Regions from separate parts of the Homo sapiens genome. Here region 1 is linked to region 2. Evidence: chromatin loops called from intact Hi-C (ENCODE). Cell type or tissue: CD4-positive, alpha-beta T cell. All regions are shown on one strand.

Region 1 (5,000 bases), 210 kb after region 2:
TAAGTGCTAAAGATACTGTCTGCTATGTAGTAATCCCTATATATATTGTTATTGGTAATATTATCACATAGGACAATCTTACATCAAAGAGAAGACTGTAGCTACCCAACTTACACAGGTTCCACCAAGTACAAACAGATAGTGCTTTGAGTTACCCACCATTTGGGGGTATCTCAAGCTAGTTTTCTTCTTTGTCTTGTGCTCTGAACGAGCATTCCCACCTAGTCCCTCCTGTCTCTTCTGCTGCCACCAGCAGGGGTGACCATAAAAATGAAAACTTCCACCTCTAGATATGGTCACTTCACAAAGAGAATAAATATTGACCTGTGCTACCTCAGATCTGGTAAAAGAAACAAAAAGAACGACAAAAAAATAAAAACTTTCTCCTTGGCTCTGCCGCTTATAAGTGTGATAAAGGTCAAGTGGTTTAAATGTCAACACAGGAAACCAATAGAAAGGGCTGTGAATTTGACATTTTTGAGCATGGTGGAAATTATGAGGAAAGATGTGGGTCATCCTTTCTCAGGAACTTGGAGGAAGATTAAAACCTCTTTCCCAGCAGAGACTAAATGAGAAGGTGGCAAGTGAAGAAAGCTGTTGGCTGCGGGTCAAGGTCCTCTTTTAATAGAAAAGGTGCCTGTTTGACTTCATTTCGTGTTGCCATGACAATACCACAGATAACGGCAATTTTTAAAGAAAAGAAATTTATTTCTTACAATTCTGGAGGCTGGCAAATCCAAGGTCAAAAGCCTGCATCTGGTGAGGGCCTCCTTGTAGCATCATCCCATGGCGGAAGATGGAGGGGGAAGACAGCGTGAGAGGGCAAGAAAGCAAGACACAGCCAAACTTGGTTTTATAACAAGCTCACTTGAGATAACGAATCCTCTCCCACAATAGTGACATTAATCCATTTACGAGGACAGAGCCCTCATGACCTAGTCACCTCTCAAAGGTTTGACCTCTCAGCACTGCATGGGGGGTTAAGGTTCCAATATACCAACTTTGCGAGACTCATTCAAACCACAGCAGTGCCCTTGTGCTAATTACAGAAAGGCACTCACCCTATGTGAATGAATTAGAAAAAAATGGAGCTCGCTCTTAGAAGATGAAAGCCCTAGAGTTTTTGGATGGCAAGCTCAGTAGGGCTGGATTCTAATTCCCATTTGCCTACTCAGCTGGGTGTCTCTGGGCAATGCATGGGCTGCACAACGCTACACGGTGGCTGGCTGAGTGCTGCTACCACTTCCTATCCACTACTAACAAGTAGTAGTTAATACCTGGAACTTAAAACGACATTATAATGGAAGATCACTAATCTCCAGGAAATAATTACAGACTCTGAAAAAGGCAGAAGTGGGACTATTTCCCAGCAGAACTGAAAAAAATTATCCCACTTAGCTCTGCCTTTGATTGTGGTGAGTGAACTTCCCCCTTCCATATTTATCACACAGGCTTTAATATTGGCAGTACTGAGCTGTTGCTATAGCTCTCTCCGCTTCTTGAGATTTCTTAAAGGGTAATAGAGGAGTGGATTGAGAGAAATAGGTTATAGCTTTGTGAAAAGATGGTTAAACAAATGCACAGGACATTGGAAAAATTTGGGAACTACTGTGACCCCTTCCTCAGCCAAAGACTGCGTCAGGAAAGAAGAGATCTCTTATTCTTCTAGGTAATCATAGAAAAAAATCACAAAATATTTTCCTAACTTACTTGAGAGAAAAAGTGCATTTAATTTATAAAGTTATGCTATTTCATTGATGATCATAAACCATTTTTTGTAAGACTCATAATTATTTTACATTCCACTTAAGGAGGCAAAAAAAGACAACTAAATTGGCTGACACTATGAATTTTAAGGCACAACCTAATTTCAGAGATGTTAAAATGTGGAAAAATGTGTGCCTTAGAATCAATAAAATACAGCATTTTAAACCATTGCCTCTCCTGCTGTAATGAAGCCCCATCACTGGCAGAAAATGGAATCTAGTTAGGTACTTGAAATGTATGACTCCTAGCAATACTTTCTCCCTAGCAATTCAATTCTGATATTTTAAAATACTGACCTTTAGACAAAGTTGGGACAGGTTTGTGAGAGGAACTTGTGTTCTGGGCATTGCATTGCATAGATTGCCCAGGAATGTATAACCATATAAATCCTGCACACAGCCTGCTTTGTGGAACATCTTGGCATTTTTTTTCTTGTGCAAGGCTGACATCTGCTGGACAAACAACACTTAAGCAAAGTGTTGCATTTTAGAGTAAATTCAATTCTTGGCAAGAACCTACTTGTGGAGTATATACTACACATTTTCTGAGGAGAAGTTGCATGTAATTCTTATCTTTGTTTTTTTATAGGTAAGGTGTTTTTTCCTTCTGGCTTCTTTTATGATTTTTCCCTTTACTTGTGATTTTCTGTAGTTTAAAAATTATAAGCTTAGGTGTAGATTTTTGCGTTTTTTTGTGCGTGTGTTTATTCTTTTCGGTGTTCTCTGAGCTCTCTGGATCTGTGGTTTGGTATCTGACATTCATTTGGGGGAATTCTCAATTATTATTGTTTCAGATATTTCTTTTATTTCTTTCTCTCTTTCTTCTCCTTCTGGAATTTCCATTATGCATATGTTACACCTTTTGTAACTGTCCCACATTTCATGGATATTCTCTTATATTTTTTTCAGTCTTCTCTTAGCTTTTCAGTTTTGGTGGTTTTTATAGCTATAGTCTCAAGCTCAGAGATTCTTTCCTCAGCCATGTCCAGTCCACCAATAAGCCCATCAAAGGCATTCCTCATTTCTGTGACACCATTTTTTATCTCTAGCATTTTTTTTACTCTAAGGATTTCCATCTCTCTGTTCATTTGTTCTTGCGCACAGACTACTTTATCCATTAGAGCCCTTATCATTTTAGTTGTTTTAAATTTCCAGTTTGATAATCCTAACATCCCTGTCATATCTGAGACTGGTTTTAACGTTTTCTCTGTTTCTTCAACCTGTTTTTGCCTTTTACTATGTCTTTTTTTTACAACTGGACGCGATGTACTGAGTAAAAGAAATTGATGTAAATAGGCTTTTAGTAATGTGGTGGTAAGGTTTAGGGAGAAGGGAAGCGTTCCATGGTCTTATGGTTAGGTCTCAGTCTTCCAGTGAGACTGTGCCTCTGGATTGTGACTCTCACCTGTGCTTCTCATCCTCTCTGTCCCCTTTAATGGGACGGGATGGCTAGAGTAGGCAGGAGTTGGGTGTTTCCCTTCCTTCAGGTCGGTTAGTCTCTGATAAAACCTCATCCGGTTAGGTTTTTGGTATCTAGTTTCTCCCGAGGGAAGACTTTGTTAAGAGGAATAGAATGCTCTGCTGCATTTCAAAATGGTTCCTTTCTCCCGCCCCCTGCGGGAAACACTAGGGGATTTTTCTCCAGTATTTCCTGTGAGAACATGGTTGAGCTCCTAGAAGTAAGACTCCCAGAAACAAGGGGCCTCCCAATGACTGGGTCTCCCTAGAGTTTTTATTTCTCAGACTGGTCCATGCTGAGCATCCAGTAATTCCTCGGTTATTGTCCGGGTTCTCTACCGTGGTTCTGATTCCTGGGGGAGTTTATGCTTTGGGGTTTTTGCTCTAACAAGTCATAAATCTTTGCATTTGCCTATTTCTCTAATTTGAGGAGAAGTGGTTTGCCCTGTGACCCACTTCTCTGATGGGTCTAGAACGGTTACTAATTTTTCAGTCTGTTCAGGTTTTTACTTGTTGTTTGGGTGGAGTGGCCGCTTCTAGCTCCTAACATGCCAGACCAGCAACTGAAACCATCTGAAACTTCTTGAAGTGCATATGACATATTGATGCCTTCTGCTATTTACCTCTTTTGTGACTAAATACATACATATGATTCATATACCCTGAGATGTAGGTAGTAGGTAAGAGAGAAACAAGAGTGATTAGATTCCTAAAACCACAGAGAATTAGAATTAAAACAGTTAGAATTGTAAATATCTTTGTGTGTCTGAGCAAGTACCACTGAAATTTTGGAGTATTAACTAAGAAAACAATTAGACTAGAAAATGTAGAAAATGGTACCAAGATATCCAAAATAAAGGAATCTCTAAGCAAGATTTATTTACTTAATTCAATAAAGATTTTAATTTATACTATCTGGGGAAAATACCATTATCCCTTATGCCATTTTCTTTGTGGTTGTAGCAGATAGGTGGTTAAAACTACAGAAAGATTAATTTTCATTAGTTTAAATAATAAATTACTGGCCAAACTATTTAAAGGTATAAGAGATATCTCTGAAAAAATTAATACTGAAAAACTCATATCTGGAGGAAAGAAATTTTAGCTGCAATAAATAACAATGTGAAATTCATTTCCTGCTTTGAGGAGGGGAGGGAGAGCTACCTTCATCAGACCACAGTTGCAGAAGGGAGCTCAGACCCTAAATGAGCATAGCTGTGAGGTACATTGAGGAGTCTGCTCTGAGTTCAATGATGTGGGCTGATTAGAACATAGCTGAAAGCAGGTGTTGGGATATTGATTTCCATGGCTGGTCCTCACCTGTTACAAAACTTCTACTACAATGAGTTTCAAACTTCAATATGCAATCAATTATCTAACCTAAAGATCTTGGTAAAACTGTGATTCATTAGGTCTGGGGTGGGGGCTGACAGTCCACATTTCTAACAAAATCCCAGGGGATGCTGATGCTCCTTGTATCTGTACACTACAGTTTGAATATTAAAGTTCTACACAATGTCTCCTGGAACAGCAGTTCTCAGACTGTGATTACCAGACCAGCAGCAATAGCATCACCTGAGAACTTCTTAGAAATGCAAATTCTTTGGTTCTATCCAGGCCAATTCAATCAGACACTCTGGGAGCTGGGATCTGGTCATTTGTATTTTAACAAGCCCTCCAGGTGATTGTGATGCCTGCCAAAGCCTGGGCATCATTGATCTAGAGAGGTATTTTCCAGCCATAATAGAATTACCTGGAAGCTTAAAATAATTAGTC
Region 2 (5,000 bases):
AAGACAATCCTAGAATTCATATGGAACCAAAAAAGAGCCCATGTAGCCAAATCAAGACTAAGCAAAAAGAACAAATCTGGAGGCATCACATTACCTGACTTCAAACTCTACTACAAGGCTATAGTTACCAAAACAGCTTGGTAGGCAGTGTACAGTGGCTCACGCCTATAGTCCCAGCACTTTGGGAAGCTGAGGTGGGCAGATCACTTGAGGTCAGGAGTTCAAGACCAGCCTGGCCAACATAGTGAAACCCAGTCTCTACTAAAAATACAAAAATTAGCTGGGCATGGTGGCACGTGCCTGTAATCCTAGCTACTTGGGAGGTTGAGGTGGAAGAATTGCTTGAACCCAGGGGGCAGAAGTTGCAGTGAGCCAAGATTGTGCCACTGCATCCCAGCCTGGGGGACAGAGTGAGACCTTGACTCAAAACAAACAAACAAACAAACAAACAACAACAACAAAAAACAAAAACAGCATGGTATTGGTAAAAAACAGGCCCATAGGCCATGCGAACAGAATAGAGAACACAGAAATAAAGCCAAATACTTACAGCCAACTGATCTTTGACAAAGCAAACAAAAGCATAAAGTGGGGAAAGGACACTCAATTCAATAAATGGTGCTGGGATAATTAGCAAACCACATGTAGAATGATCCTCATCTCTCACCTTGTACAAAAATCAACTCAAGATGGATCAAAGACTTGAATCTAAGACCTGATACCATAAAAATTCTAGAAGATAATGTAGGAAAAGGTCTTCTAGACATTGGCTTAGGCAAAGAGTTCATGACCAACAACCCAAAAGCAAATGCAACAAAAACAAAGATAAAGAGATGGGACTTAATTAAAACAAAAAACTTCTGCACAGCAAAACAAATAATCAGCAAACAGACAACCCACAGAGTGGGAGAAAATATTCGCAAACTATGCATCCAACAAAGAACTAATATCCAGAATCTGCAAGTAACTCAAAGTCAGAATGAAAAAAACAAATAATCCCATCAAAAAGTAGGCTCAGGACATGAACAGACAATTCTCAAAAGAAGATATGCAAATGGCCAAGAAACATATAAAAAAATGCCCAACATCACTAATGATCAGGGAAATTCAAATTAAAACCACAGTGTGATACTACAGTCTTGTAAGAATGGCCATAACTGAAAAATAAAAAAAATTATAGGCGTGGATGTGGTGAAAAAGGAGTACTTTTTCACTGCTGCTGGGAATGCAAAATAGTACAACCACTGTGGAAAAGAGTATGGAGATTCCTTAAAGAACTAAAAGTAGAACTACCATTTGATCCGGCAATCCCACTGCTGGGTATCTGCCCAGAGGAAATAAGCCATTATATGAAAAAGATACTTGCACATGCATGTTTATAGCAGTACGATTTGCAATTGCAAAAATATGAAACCAGCCTAAATGCCCACCAATGAACGAGTGGATGAAGAAAATGTGATATTTTATATATATATTATATAATATATATAATTCCATGGAATACATATATGAATTCTACTCAGCCATTAAAAGGAATGAAATAATGGCATTCACAGCAACCTGGCTGGAGTTGGAGACCATTATTCTAAGTGAAGTAACTCAGAAATGGAAAACCAAACATTGTGTGTTCTCACTGATATGTGGGAGCTAAGCTATGAGGACGCAAAGGCATAAAAATAATATAATGGACTCTGGGGACTTGGGGGAAGGGTGGGGGGGCGTGAGAGATAAAAGTCTACACATTGGGTGTAGTGTACACTGCTCGGGTGACAGGTGCACCAAAATCTCACCACTAAAGAACTTATCCATGTAACCAAACACCACCTGTTCCCCAAACTGTTGAAATAATAATTAAAAAAAGAAACTAAATTAGTGTTACTCACAAGTAGAGGCCTGTTAATATCCCAATTTTCTATATAGCATCCTGGGATCTGACCAATCATAAACTCGTAGCATATTCCTCTTTTCTGGGCAAGAGTGATGGTGAGGGGGATTGGGACTCTTAACCTTTATTTTTTCTCCTGTTATCCCATGTGTTTAACAAACTTATGGTCAGCTTCTTGGAAGAATAATAGTTAAAATTTATTGATCACTTACAATATGCCAGGCACTATTCTAAACAATTTACATGTACAATTTAGCTTGATTCTCAAACTCATCTTTTGAATTAAGCATTATTATTACCTTTATTTTTTAGATGAGGAAAATGGGGCCAAGAGAAAGTTTCATAACTTGTCCAAGATCTTCTAGTTGTCAAGTTGGGATTCAAACTCAGGCAGCCTGGCTTAGAGCCTGCACTCTACCATTATTCTGATGGCAAAGATGGTAAAGTAGCTGATGCTGTGAAAAAATATTACACATACATTCACTTGAGACCAAACAATTGATTATACATGTTCTTTGATGTTTCCAGAGATGCTTACTTAATATATCCATGTAGAACTGAAATCAGTTAATTCGAACACAGTGCAATGGAGTTTATCTCTGCTGCTTGTTCATTCTTCCTGATTTTACTTTTGGATACAGCGTCTTAAGTTTCGTTACTGCACAGTTTTACAGTGACCTGCAGATGGCAGTATAGCCCAATTTAATGCAATGCCAGTAATAGAAAATGCCCTCTATTGAATGGTTTTGTTTTCCTCCCATTTTCATATCTCCATACAAAAGTTATGTCTCTAAATTGCATATTCTGCACCCTGATCCTACAGAGAAATTAGCTTTTAAGAATATTTCTTTTTTTCCCCAATTACAGCCACATGAATCCTTTCTGGGGAGGGTGGGTGTGGGTGGAATCTGGGTGGCTTCCTCTGCAGCTGCCTCAGACCCTGGGCACTGGTTACATTTTCAGTTTCAGCACCTACGTCAAAAGCTTATTTAGGGAAGGTGATGGATATATTAATCAGCTTGAGTTAATCTTTCTACAATCTATACATATATCAAAACAGCACACTGTACCCCATAGATATATACAATCATTATTTGTCGATTAAAAAAAGCTTATTGGTGAAACACATCCAACTATCGATGGAAATAAAGTGTTTCATTTTTCAAATAATTGCATCAAAAGCACTAATATCGTTACCCCACCCCAGGGATTTACTGAAGCCTCCTTGTTCTCCCTTTGGGTCTATAGATGAAGCTTAAAATTCTGACTTTCTCCCTTCCTGTGGTTCCGGGAATCCTGGCATCTTGATGCTACATTAGTGTTGGTGCTACCTATGGGCACTACCATGGTATCACATTCCTACAGCCTTACTCACCTGTTCTGCTCATTCTGTTTCTCTCTTGAAGGAACTCAAGGATATTTCCAGCATCATGTCATTTACAATTACTGCCATAGCTCCCAAGAAGGTTTTTATGCCAGAAAAATCAAAGAATATTCTGCCTTGGCCAAGCCATTTTTCTTCTAAGCAAGTGCTCCTTAGAAAGATAAATGTGCAAAAGAGTCAAGAAAAGCAAAGCAGCAAGGTTTTTTGGTTTGTGGTTAACAAACTCCTTTTAACAACTGCTTCCTCCCTACTTTCTTCTTCTTCTTCTTTTTTTTTTTTTTTCCGAGATGGAGTTTTGCTCTTGTTGCCTAGGCTAGAGTGCAATGGCACAACCTCCCTACTTTCTTTCCTTGACTGAGGTCTGTCTCTCTCTTGTAGATGCTCATATTTTTAAAACCTCTTAATGGGAGACTGCTCCTGATCCCACATTTCACATTCAAACAAAGGATCTTTTTTTTTCCACCTATACCAGCTTCCACCTTCCTCACTTTCAGACTTTCCTGGCACACGTGGACGCCTCCAGTACTTGCTCCATCATCTGCTGTATTTTAAGCCCTCGCATCCTCATCATCTAGTGTCCCTACTCCTATTTGTCTTTCCAGAGCTTTTCGACTACCTCTTTCTGGGAGGGCCCAAATCATGTTCTTCTTATTCTTTGTTTTACATTTTTACAACCTGTTATTTCACAACCTGTAGCCAGCTATTAAATAGTTATTGGATTAGATTGATTGAACTGCTTATTATCTTGCACGTGGTTCCTAAAGTAGAGATGTCTAGGAAACTGTGATACCAGTAATCCTTATGCACACCTTGGCTATATACTGCTACTGGTAGCTTAAAGGGAATACATTTCCAGATACTCAGTTTCCACATACTCTTTTCTAAAATTTGTTTGCCTGAGAACCAGCCTGTAACCAAGAAATCCTGCTGATGTGTCTTTCCCTTCTCGCTTTTCCAATTATCCTTCTATTTGAAAAAGAAAAGCAAGTTTCTCACCTATGCAGAACGGTGTAGATGCATTACACTGATGCAAAAAAATCTCTAAGACATCAGAGGGATATTTGAAATATGGTGCCAGTGTTAAGAAAGTGAATGACTTTAACGACTGAATAACCAGTCATTTTCCAAATCAAGTGGTGTCTAACTTTTTGTCAACTAATAGACTTTTACTTTTTTGGTAATAGATGTCTATGTGATGTTTCAAACATATAACTTAAAAAGGGTTCAAAGAATTGAGTTACATTGTTGAAAACGTTTATCTATTTTTGTCAACTGATTTATTTGAAATGATATTGTCAGTGCTTACAAATAAAAGTAGGAAATACAAGTAGCTTTGATGCTGAACTCTGTATAATTAAGTAACATTCATTCTTAGCTTCATGAACTAATTGGAGAAAGTCCCATCTATGAGATACATTTCCAATGTTATGTTTGATATTTGTCAGGATTTATAAGTTACATGTACTATTTTGATCAACAGTGAATAAATAAAAATTGTATCAGAAGTAAATTTTTAGCATTTGGAAACTTATGGCAACAGAAAAATTTAAATAATATACATATGTTCATTGCAGAAGAATATGATGAGGTAATCAATAACACTTTCAAGTACAAATATATATTAGGATAAAATTCTGTGGGAGGATAGAATATAAATACAAGTTCAAGAAGAAAAAAGAATCTTCTGAAATTTTTAGCTTTAAAAGTACCTTGTCTTTTAAAAATGTTTGA

Evidence for each region. Peaks named below come from ENCODE experiments on the same cell type or tissue, not always from the same donor. Only the 100,000 strongest peaks of a DNase experiment are listed, where the experiment ranks them.
Region 1: it touches region 2 in a loop (18-fold over the local background); 89 of 110 quality-filtered maps call a loop at or near these places.

The regions. Positions count from the first base shown.
Region 1 is chr12:54,956,038-54,961,037 of GRCh38, forward strand. All of the region lies in intron 10 of TESPA1 (thymocyte expressed, positive selection associated 1), which reads right to left. Among named protein-coding and RNA genes, the nearest start is that of TESPA1, 26 kb to the right of the region's middle. RefSeq lists an enhancer at 3,284-3,333. In CD4-positive, alpha-beta T cell, CTCF peaks have their summits at 2,211 (motif pointing left) and 2,410; a DNase peak (open chromatin) is centred at 2,214; H3K27ac peaks cover 1,938 bases.
Region 2 is chr12:54,746,821-54,751,820 of GRCh38, forward strand. No RefSeq gene overlaps it. Among named protein-coding and RNA genes, the nearest start is that of DCD, 100 kb to the left of the region's middle. In CD4-positive, alpha-beta T cell, CTCF peaks have their summits at 2,566 (motif pointing right) and 2,768; a DNase peak (open chromatin) is centred at 2,571.